2 separate regions of the Homo sapiens genome follow, and region 1 is linked to region 2. A link is a contact called in ENCODE Hi-C or POLR2A ChIA-PET data. All regions are on one chromosome and are shown on one strand. Each heading gives the region's core, a stretch centred on a gene start or an enhancer-like site at or near the end of the contact. The rest is flanking DNA. Distances are from core to core; before and after follow the strand shown. Region 1 has its middle 8.3 kb from the start of MRPL1. Region 2 has its middle 8.7 kb from the start of CXCL13.

Evidence for each region. A loop is a pair of places that touch in the nucleus more often than their neighbours do. ChIA-PET counts read pairs that join two places held with the same protein, here RNA polymerase II (POLR2A). Pooled maps may share reads with other maps.
Region 1: a loop to region 2 is called in a map of mammary epithelial cell, with 6 times the contacts of the local background. The contact joins two enhancer-like sites. A Hi-C loop is called at or near these places in 7 of 168 maps with a recorded cell type or tissue (CD8-positive, alpha-beta T cell, MCF 10A, endothelial cell of umbilical vein and 3 more), 3 of 37 single-sample maps with no recorded cell type and 18 of 50 pooled maps. POLR2A ChIA-PET finds 5 or more read pairs at or near these places in 9 of 52 experiments (CD4-positive, alpha-beta T cell, GM12878, HEK293 and 4 more).

What each region holds. Positions count from the first base shown.
Region 1 is chr4:77,851,732-77,857,276 of GRCh38, forward strand. No RefSeq gene overlaps it. Among named protein-coding and RNA genes, the nearest start is that of MRPL1, 8.3 kb to the right of the region's middle. Within about 2 kb of position 1,625, at least 8 of the 41 ENCODE cell types and tissues checked have a DNase peak (open chromatin) inside an H3K27ac peak, as active enhancers do.
Region 2 is chr4:77,611,930-77,617,151 of GRCh38, forward strand. No RefSeq gene overlaps it. Among named protein-coding and RNA genes, the nearest start is that of CXCL13, 8.7 kb to the left of the region's middle. Within about 2 kb of position 1,507, at least 2 of the 41 ENCODE cell types and tissues checked have a DNase peak (open chromatin) inside an H3K27ac peak, as active enhancers do.

The DNA of each region.
Region 1 (5,545 bases), core at 375-2,874, 240 kb after region 2:
CTCGTGCTCTGCCCGCCTCGGCCTCCCAAAGTGCTGGGATTACAGGTGTGAGCCACAGCGCCCAGCTGACAAATGGATCTTTACCTAAGAATTTAGTCAAACCCTTACAAGTGGTAATTTCAAAGGTTTGGCCTGGTGTTTTTGGCTAATAGAGCAACTATTAAGAGGTTTATTCTTCAACTGTAGATCTATTTCTTACTGAACATAATTTAAAAAGGAGTGGGACTCTGCAAACTCAAGTGTCTGCAGAGTCTAGGCAGATATTGTGAATGAGTAAAATGCCTAGAGAGGCAATGCAGTGTGATGAGGACTGTGTATCTGGGAAGTTGATCGCCCATCTAAAAATTGCAATGTCTATTCAGCTCCAGTGGATCATAGCTATGTAGAAATATGGCTTAATCTGACTATTTTCAAAATAAGACAGAAATCTAGATCTTAAGGTTAATCATCAGCTCCATTAAAAAATATTTGTAGGCCAATACTGTATTAACAAAGTATTGTTAAGTAACTGTCTCTGAGAATTCATATTTTTCCTTAGGAGATTGTGTGTGTGTGTGTGTGTGTGTGTGTGTGTGTGTGTGTGTGTGTACAATCTAATAGTTATCCACTAGACAACTGAAATAACAAAGAGGCATTTTCTGCAACTCACACTAGAGGGAAAAGTTAAAGAGTATCAGACTGTAGTGTCTATGGTCCTCTGGGATTGTTCTGTGGGTCTTGGAGAATGCTAATGAACATAAAGAACTGTCTTGTTGGGAGTTCCCAAGGCATTCGTCTTGACTGAACAACTCTAGATATTGAATATGTACTGTGTTGGAAGCGGTGTAAATCATAGGGTAAGGCCATTCTTTCTATGTAGAGAAAAAGATTTTGGCAAAGACTGCCGTAGCATTGCACATTGTGAGTAAGTTGAAGGTAGTATTCTTATTGTAAGACACAGACCTCGGCATAGATTTAAGAACTAAAATTAACCATAAGAGGACGTGCTGAAAATGGTTTGACTTCTTGCCTGCATTTCCTTTGGAATTTGGAAATTGTTATTATTAGCATAGTGTTAACTTTTTTTTTTTTTTTGGCCAATGTAAGTAATTATCTTTGTTTATCCCACCTCTTCAGTTAAAATCTGATTTAGCAATATATTGACTAGGTGTCTGTAATAGCCAGAGACAGAGCAGGAAACAGGTGGTAAACTCAAATAATTTAACTGAAGAGAGTTTAAAAGGGGTACTATTTACTGAGGTGTGGGCAGGGTTAAGGGCACCAATAAGGGATTGAAATAAATGTGGACAGGCAAGCGTGGGAGCTACAACTGCACCTAGGCCACAAGGAACAAAGGGAGACACAGTGTTATTGGAACACTCACAGAATTGCCTTCCCTTTCATACTGGTCCTGTGCCCTTCAAACATTCTCACTGTCCTTAGGATGAACCACTCCTCAGAGCCACGCAAAGACCCCCTGAAGAAGTCAGGACATTCTCTGTATGTCCAGCTTGTATGTGAATCTCAGGGTGCACACCGCTTGCATTTAATGAAGCCCTCCTATTATACAGTTGCTACTTCCTGAATCCTTTCAGTGTGCAGTATACATGGTGAGTTGTGGTAATGCTACAAAACTCCCCACCCTCACCGTAAACCACGGAAGGCGTCTGGCCTCTTCCTATAGCAGAGCTTTGAGAACTTGGGCATCTTACTCTCCCTAGCCTTCTGTAGCTTTCCCTCTGGGTAGGTTCAGAAGAGCGATGCATTCTTGTGTTTTCATGAAGAATTACATGTCATATACCATTTATGATGGTACGAACTAAGAAAAGATAGGAAGTTACCAGCACATATTTTAGAGCCTAGATTATTACAGTTTAAAGATATTTTATTTACTCTTTTACTCATATACCTATGCCCAGTTGATATTTTTTTCCTTTGACCTTTGGAGAAATCTTTTTTTTTGTTGTTTTTTATTCTCTAAATACAATCTATTTTTCCTAATGGCTCAGGATGCTAATTACTTTTCTTCCTCACCTTGGACCCCTGTGTAGTTCTTTGATCTGTTTTGTTTTGTTTTGTTTTTGTTTGTTTGTTTGCTAAGGCCTAGAGCTCTTTCATTTCTCCCAGAGGAGCCAGAAAAGCAGCTTTTATTTTCTATTAAATATTAACCCTTAACAATTATCCACAGTTGTTTAGAATAAATTGTCAAGATGTCATTGAAGCTGGGGAACAGCAATGGAGAATTGTGTGCCATAAAAATACTGTCACCCCTATTTTCAGATAGAGAAACTGAGGCACATAACTTGCTGGGGTTGACCATGCCAAGAAAGCCTGACCAGAACCTCTGGCCTCCTGATTATTAAAGGCCCCTCTACTCTGAGTCTCTTTTCTCTCCATTCCCCTCCCATCCTACCTTACCTTATTTCCTCCAAGACCACTACTACCCTACATCTACCACTTAATAACTACAAGAAGAAGAAAAATGCTAACCTGGAAGGAACAACAGAAACATCAGTAGATGGAATAAAATAGTTTAGGCAAGATGCAGTGCTACTGTGCACAGGCGAATATTGGAGTATTTGAACTCAATATTGTCCAGATAAAAATGACTAAGAAATAATTCCCAAGTTTCTCTGAAAACCCTGGGCTCATTTCCTGAAGCAGTAGAAAAGAGATACCTAGAGATAGAGAAAAAAACCCTGAGGCTGGAACTTGGCAAGGAACTCAGGCTCAGTTTGACCTAATCTAAAAGAAAGACAGGACCTGAAAGGAGAGTAAAAACAAAATGTCAAGTTCACTTCGAAGTGAACAAAACAATAAAGCCACACAGTACATAAGGGAGGAAGAGTGTCATATCCTTTCAATTGCTTACTGCCTCCTCTTGTGAGTTACGCACACTCTCTACAAAAATAAGATGTCCTCGTGAGAATTGCTTTGTCAGTATTGTTACTTTTCTCAGGTCTACAAAGTTTTAAAAATATGTCTATCCATATTTTAGATAAATGTTTCAAACAAGTTTTACCTCCTCATGCATTAGAAATAAAAAAAAATAACTCTAGTGTTTTGTTGGCACTTGTGATTTATATGCGTGGCTTTGACGATCAAAAAATAGTGTAATGTACTTACATGTTACTTACTTTCTCCTATACACTCTGATGTTATCTGGCCATTCTCTAATTTAATACATCAGCACCGAAATATTGAGTCACGGCTGAATATATGTGGAAATACCAGAGTTTCTGGGTAGCAGTGAAGCAGGAAGAGGGTGTGGTGGTCAGATGCATTGGCTTTGGTGTCAGAATCTAACACTAGCTTGTGGACTTTGGCAGGTCACTAATTTCTTAGGGCCTCAGATTTTTCATCCATGAAATGGGGATTAAGCACAATACCATACACAAAGTTACTAGCACCGTGTCCAGCATGCAATATGTGTGTGATACATGTAAAATAGCTGTTAAGATCCCAGACTCTGTAGGCAGGCATCCTGGGTTCAGATCCCAACCAACTACTTACTAACTGGGTAAGTTACTTAACTTCTCCATGACTCTGTTCTTTCTTTCTTTATTTTATTATTATTTTTTTTGAGACAGAGTTTCACTCTTGTTGCCCAGGCTGGAGTACAATGGCACGATCTTGGCTCACTGCAACCTCCGCCTCCCGGGTTCAAGCAATTCTCCTGCCTCAGCCTCCCAAGTAGCTGGGATTACAGGCATGCACCACCACGCCTGGCTAATTTTGTATTTTAAGTAGAGATGGGGTTTCTCCATGTTGGCCAGGCTGGTCTCGAACTCCCAACCTCAGGTGATCCACCCGTCTCAGCCTCCCAAAGTGCTGGGATTACAGGCCTGAGCCACTGCACCAGGCCTGACTCTGTTCTTTCATCTGTAAACTGTGAATAATTATAGTACCTATCTCATAGGTTTGATGTGAAGATTTAAATAGTTAAAATAATAAAGCCCTGGCACACAGTAAGTGTTCAATAAGCATTAGCTATTATTATTCTAAAATTGTGCTGTCCAATGTGGTAGCCATATGTGGCTACTGAGCTTTTGAAATGTAGTTAGTCCTAACTTTGATGTGCTCCAAGTGTAGAATACACATCAAATTTAAATACTTAATATAAAAAAGAATGTAAAATATTTTAATAATTTTTATATCAATTATAGTTAAACATACTGAGTTAAATTACTATAATTAATTTTACTTGTTCCATTTTAATATAGCTACTAGAAAATTAAAAAGTACATGTGTGGCTTGCATTATATTTATATTGGACAGTGCTGTTTTTTAGAATTTAGAAATCTTAAAGCAAAAAGTTCATCAAAAAGAACCTTAGCTTTTGGTTTAGTTCAAAATGTAGGATATTCGTGGTACACTTTTTGTCATAAAATATTGAGGACAAGCAAGGGAATTACAAAGTAGTAAGTGAAGCCATTAGAACTGCCAAAGAAGTTAATACAATTTTAGGTTGCATTAATTTTTCCAGAACCCAGTGTTCTTTTCTCCTCTGGAGTGTTTTGTTCAGCTGTGGGATTACATTTTAAGAGAGACATAGGCATCTAGAGTATATCCTTCATAAATCTCCTAGTAAGATGAGAGGTTCTCATCACCACACCATGAAAGGGAGGAACTGTGAGTGGTTAAAAATAGGGACATATTCAGCCAAGTGAGGAGAAGACTTAAAGGGAGACATGATAGCTATTCTCAAACACCAGAAAAGTTGCCATGTGGAAATGGAATTGACGTGAATGGTTCATTTAGTCCAGGTTACAAGGACTATTTAAGCTTTCAATACATATAACAACTTTTTAACAATTAGAGTTGCCCCCAAATGGAATGAACTACCTTACAGAATATTCCAGACTGTATCACCAGAAATTTAAACAGAGAATTATAGGGAGGTAGGTAGATGAAGACTTCCAAAAGCTTTTCAAACTCTGAGATTCCATGATTAAGGTTTTGCCACTAATTCTGGAATAGAGCTGCCAATACAGCATTAAAATCAGAATAACTAGAGTCCCACAGTTTTAATTAGTTTTTTTTAAAGAAGATATAGAAATTCACTGGTGCTAGCTCAAGAAAACAGGGATATTGTAGACATATATATGGTAGATAGGGATCTCACAAGAATGCAGGGAAAGGGATAGAGATACAGCAGGCTTGTTGGAAACTTTAACAGGAACTGAGGCAGCATTTGCTATCTTTCTCTCATAGGCTGCTTGATTTCTTTCTTTCTTGCGGTATCTCTGCTTTTCTTGCCATCCTTATTCCCTTATATTATTGCAACTCACTGGCTTCCTGTAACTTCACTCACTCGTCATTTCTGTTCCCTAATAGTTTCAGATTGCCTTTCAAGGCCGTTCTAGCATGGAATTTATTCTATGACCCTGGAGCTTGAATTTTCCCACCTGAGTGTTTCAGTCTTTCATTTTCCCAACTTTGGTTTTGTGAGAGGAATAATTGATCTAGTTTTTCTTTTCAAGGCAGGTCACTGGCCATGTATGGGTGGGCTTTCCTTGGGTCAGATGGCTTCCACTGATCCAAATATCCTGGGCTGGGGAATTTT
Region 2 (5,222 bases), core at 257-2,756:
CACAGCTCACTGCAGCCTCAACCTCCTGGGCTCAAGCAATTCTCCCACTTCAGGCTCCCCAGTAGTTGGGACTATAGGCACACACCACCACACCCAGCTAATTGTTGTATTCTTTTGTAGAGACGGAGTTTCACCATGTTGTCCAGGCTGTGAGCAATTCATTCTTAATATAGCATCTACTCAAATGTAGACATTCTCTGATTCTTAAAATAGGATTTTATGAGGTTAATTTTTCTTTGTATCTCATTTGCCTTTTACAGATGATCTAAAATCATTTGGCAAAGGATGAGTGAAGTTATTCCTGATATTAACACAGTGGGAAATATTTGGCTATGAGGGCCTCTTCCCCCTAGTGTTACCTACCGCATACTAACCGTGATTTCCTCCAGACTTCAAACACTTATCAAACCCATTTTCACTGTGTCATATTGACTCTTAAAGTCACTAATGTTTCATCTGACAGTTTTGCATTGAGTTTGACCAACAGACAAAGAAGACACTTGAACTCTGGTCCCTATCTGCCCCTGGCATCAGCCTGGATATCCTACCCACCACACCACTAAGCTCCACTGTGTGTTCCTCTCCCCACCCCACCCCGCTACTGCTTAACAACTGCTTTGGGGGGTCTGCTCCCAGTTCACCCAGGTTTTAAGCTATCTCTGACTCCCTCTTTCACTTTTCTTTTTATTTTTAAATTTATTTTTATGTTATTAAATTCTTTCTTGGGAGAAAATTAAAAGCACCCGTAATTACTATATTTTCTCTTGTCTACAATTCAATGTCTTTTAAATTACAAATACACACACGCACACATAGAGGGCTGATAAAATGTCATCAAGATCCTGCCTTGTAGCGTTTTTCAGATTCCAGTGTTTAGAGATCAGGAATCACTTCATTCTTTAATTCGATTTTGGTCTCCTTTGGTAGTTAGACAAATATTCAGAAGTCTCAAATAAGAAACACCACTATTTCTCGTGAAGTATCTACTATTATCACCCCTGCTTGGGACACAGTGGTTAAGTCATTTGCTCATGAGACTCCATCTCTACAGAAATAAAAACTAGCTGGGCATGGAGGTGTGCACCTGTAGTCCCAGCTACTCAGGAGGCTGAGGAGGGAGGCTTGCTTGAGCCCAGGAGGTCAAGGCTGCAGCTACTAAATGACAAGCCAGCATTCAAATTCAGCCAGTGCGGAACCAGAATCCATGTGCCTAACTATTGTACTGTGCTGACTCTATAGAAGGTTGGTATCATCAGTAGAAACTGAGGCATGTACTTGCCCCAAATCGTATAACTAGAAAAGACAAATCAGAACTCAAACCCAGGGCCATCTGACTCCTAAGCAAATGCTGTTAATCACTTCACTAGACTGCCTCAAGTTTTCCCTTCCCTAAACATATTTCTTACTTCAACTTCTTTGGCCACTATCCTTTTCAGGGCCAATCAAAGCCAGGGGAAGGGTGGGAGCTCCAGGACGTTCAGGCTTCCGCTGGATTGAGACGTTCATCCTGTGTTGTCCAATCCCAGGGGGATCTGGGCAGCTGGTGGGTGGCGTGAAGGCAGTGGGCCAATGTGGAAAGCGAAACAAAAGCAGGGCCAGTGAGGGTTTCTAAACTCGCTTTTCTTACCACACAGGCATGCATTCCTCAAAAGTCGGAGTGGATTTGGGGATGTTCAGCCTGGTCTGAGACAGAGAGCTGAACTCATAGATGCAGGAAACTTGTGAACCAGTTCCTGGAGTGTCTGAGGAAAGGCGGGCTATTGCAGATCTGAGTGGGTTTGGGTCTGGAAAGAAAGACTTGTGGAAGAGTAGGGCAGTGCAGTATTCATGCGATAAATGACTCTACACACACACACACACACACACACACACACACACACACACAAGTTAATCAAAAATCAAAGTAAAATAGAGTTGAATGGAAAATATAAGGTAATGCTGGCCAAAACAGGATGTTCAACACTGAGAAACTGAATGAAGGAGGTGCATGGGCCAAGCAGCACAGGGATCTCCTAGTAGCAGAATGCAGGGGACCTGTAACAAACCCATCAATAGTGCTGCTCAAACCCATCCACCCAACCAGCAGAGGCCCAGGAAGAAAAGATTCTGCTTCTCCAACAGAAGGGCTCAGCCTTGGCCTTACTTTGAGGGGGAAAAAAAAATCCACCAAAATAACAATACAATAATTTAAAAATATACATTCTAAAAATACAGCATAACAACTATTTACATAGAATTTATATTGTAATTTAAAGATGATTTAAAGTACAGTACACAGCAGAGTGTGCATAGGCCATATGCAAATACTGTTCTTTTATATAAGGGACTTGAGCATTCTCAGATGTTGGTGTCCTCTGGGGTTTTGGGGAAGGGGCTGGAACCAATCCCCTGAAGATACCAAGAGATAACTATATTTGGTCTTTGTCCCAGGTTCCTAGTACAGAGCTCCTAAAACCCTTGGAATTCCCTGAGTGATGCGAGTGTCTCGTTATTCACAATGAGCCCCTTTTAACCATATCTGAGTTTGTGGCAATGAGGTGACTATTGGCAGGCCCTGGGATAGCCTTAGGATGGGGGTTGGCAGGCAGAAGAACCAACCATGTGATTAGAGGGTTGGACCTTTTGTCCCACCCTCCCCACCACCTCTAGAGAGAGGAAAGGGGCTAGAAATTGAGTTTATTACCAATGGACAATAATTTAATCAATCATGCCTGTGTAATGAAAACTGATATAAAAACCCCCAAACAATAAGGTTCAGAGAAATTCCAGAACATCGAGGTAGGGGGGCGGTGGTGAGCTGGAGCAGGCATGGAAGGAAGCTCTGTGCCCCTCTCTCCTCACCCTGCCCTGTGCATCTCTTCCATTTGTTCCTGAGTTGTATCTTTTATAATACCCTGGAAATAGTACTACTTTCCTGGGTTCTGGGAGTCATTATAGCAAATTATCAAACCTGAGGAGGGTGACCTAGGAACCCTTAAGTTTGTGGTTGGCTGGGCAGAAAGGAAGATAGCCTGGGCACCCTATGTGCAGCTGGCATCTGTGGGACTGAGCCTTTAACCTGTGGGGTCTACACTAAGTACAGATAGTATTATAACTGAATTGAATTGCTGGATACCCAGTTGGTGTAAGAGAATCACAGAATTGGAGATTTGGTTGGTGTCAGTAAACACTTGAGGCAAAAAAAAAAAAAAGGGAAAAAACCTCTCCCAAAACCTCCAGGTGATTTCGGTGTTCTAAAATTGGAACGCATAGTTCAGCCAGCACAGAATATTAAAGTCATCAAGGGAGCTCGCTTTTCTTATGTCAGGTTAATTAAGTTATAGTTTACAGACAGTAAAATTGACCCTGTCTAAGTGTTCAATTCAGTGAGTTAGCAGGAACAGCCCCAGCCCCTGTTCTGTTATTATACTTCTGCCTTTTCCAGCCTGTCCTATAAATGGTACGGCCTTTTGTCTGGCTGCTTTCACTTTGCATAATGGTTTTGAGATTCATCATCTTGTTGAATGTATTACTAGCTTCTTCCTTGTTGTTACTATTATTTCATTGTATGGACATACAACAACTTGTTTATTCACTTACCAGTTGATGGACCGTTGAGTTGTTTCCAGTTTGGGGATATTATGATTAAAACTGCTGTTAACATTTACTACAAGTCTTTGTGGGAACATACGTTTTGGTTTCTCTTGGATTAATACCTGCAAGTGGACATGCTGGGTCATGTGGCAGGTGGATGTTTAACTTTATAAGAAGCTGCTAAACTGTTTTCCAAAGTAAATGTACCATTTTGCATTCCCATCAGCAATATGTGAGAGTTCCAGTTGCTTCACATCTTCACCAGCCCTTGGTATTATCGGTCTTTTAAATTTTAGACATTTTAGTGGGTGTTTAATCTCTTGTGGTCCTAATCTGTATTTCTCTAATGGTTAATGATGCTGAATAGTTTTCATGTGTTTGTTTAAGATCTTTGTATCTACATTACAAATCTGTCTTACTTGCCCCCACCTTCTGGGTGGGTGGGAAGGAGCTCTATCCCATTCCATCCAAATGACTCTGCTATATTTCCACTTTGGATTTTGCAAAGGTACCTCAAACTCAATGTCAAGGACCAAAATTCATGATCCAATTCCAATCTGGTCCAATTCCAGTATTTCCTACATCTGTGAAAGCTCCACAATTTGTTTCATTATGCAAGATGGAAAACTAGGACTCGTTTCAAAATTTATTTTCTATCACCACCAGTTCTGTATCCAATCCATAGCAAAACATCATTGATCCGTTTCCCTAAATATCTTCCTAATTCGTACACAACTCTCCATCTTTACTACCTCCCTATGCCAACCAAGATGCCATCAAGTCTCACCTGGACTGATTAAATAGCTTAAAAAGTAGCTACCCTCCCCCACCCCCCTGACTTCCCTCCATAAAGCAGCTAAGGTGATCCATTCAAAATGCAAGTCTGACAATGTCACACTTCTTCCAGTTCCAAGCTCAATGGTCCCTTCCTCAGGACAGCCTTCCGTGCCTAGGTTAATCTCCTTGTGATAAGCTGTCATGTAACTCTTTCTTTTCCTCGAAAGCACTTACCTCAGTCACTAATAATACCATTGTTAGCGTGACTATTGGTCGTCCGTCTCCAATTAGGATATTAACTTCATAAGGGCCAGAACTGTGCCTGGTTTTGCTCACCCTCAGATCCTTAGCATTGATTATGGCCTGGCACATGGTGGGAGTTCAAGTATTTTTTGGATAAATATATGAGTGAATAAATGAATATCTTATAACGGTCTCATTTGTTACTATTTAAGATACTTCAAGAAAATAACTTTTCATATTTGTCTTATTTTCATAACTGGATTGAAAATTTCTTGGAGACAGTAAGTCAGACTTTTATTTCTTTGCAACCCACATGGTGTCCCACATACTCAATAAGCAACTCTTGTGCAGAATGAAAAGCATCTTGTACAGCACGTAATTTGTTTGGAATATTTAGGAAATAATTTTTTTTACTATATTATCTAGAATACATGGCTAGGAAAGAGTAGGAGCTAACCACATTTTTATAACTATCATGTGCATCTGAACATGCTGGTGGGTTTGAATTAACTGATAATTGTCATTGAAATTTAATATAACATTGAGCTCCCCAAGCTAAACTCCACTAAAAGTATGTCATGACATTATGACACTAGCATATATTGCTGGAAAATGCTAAATCTATATGA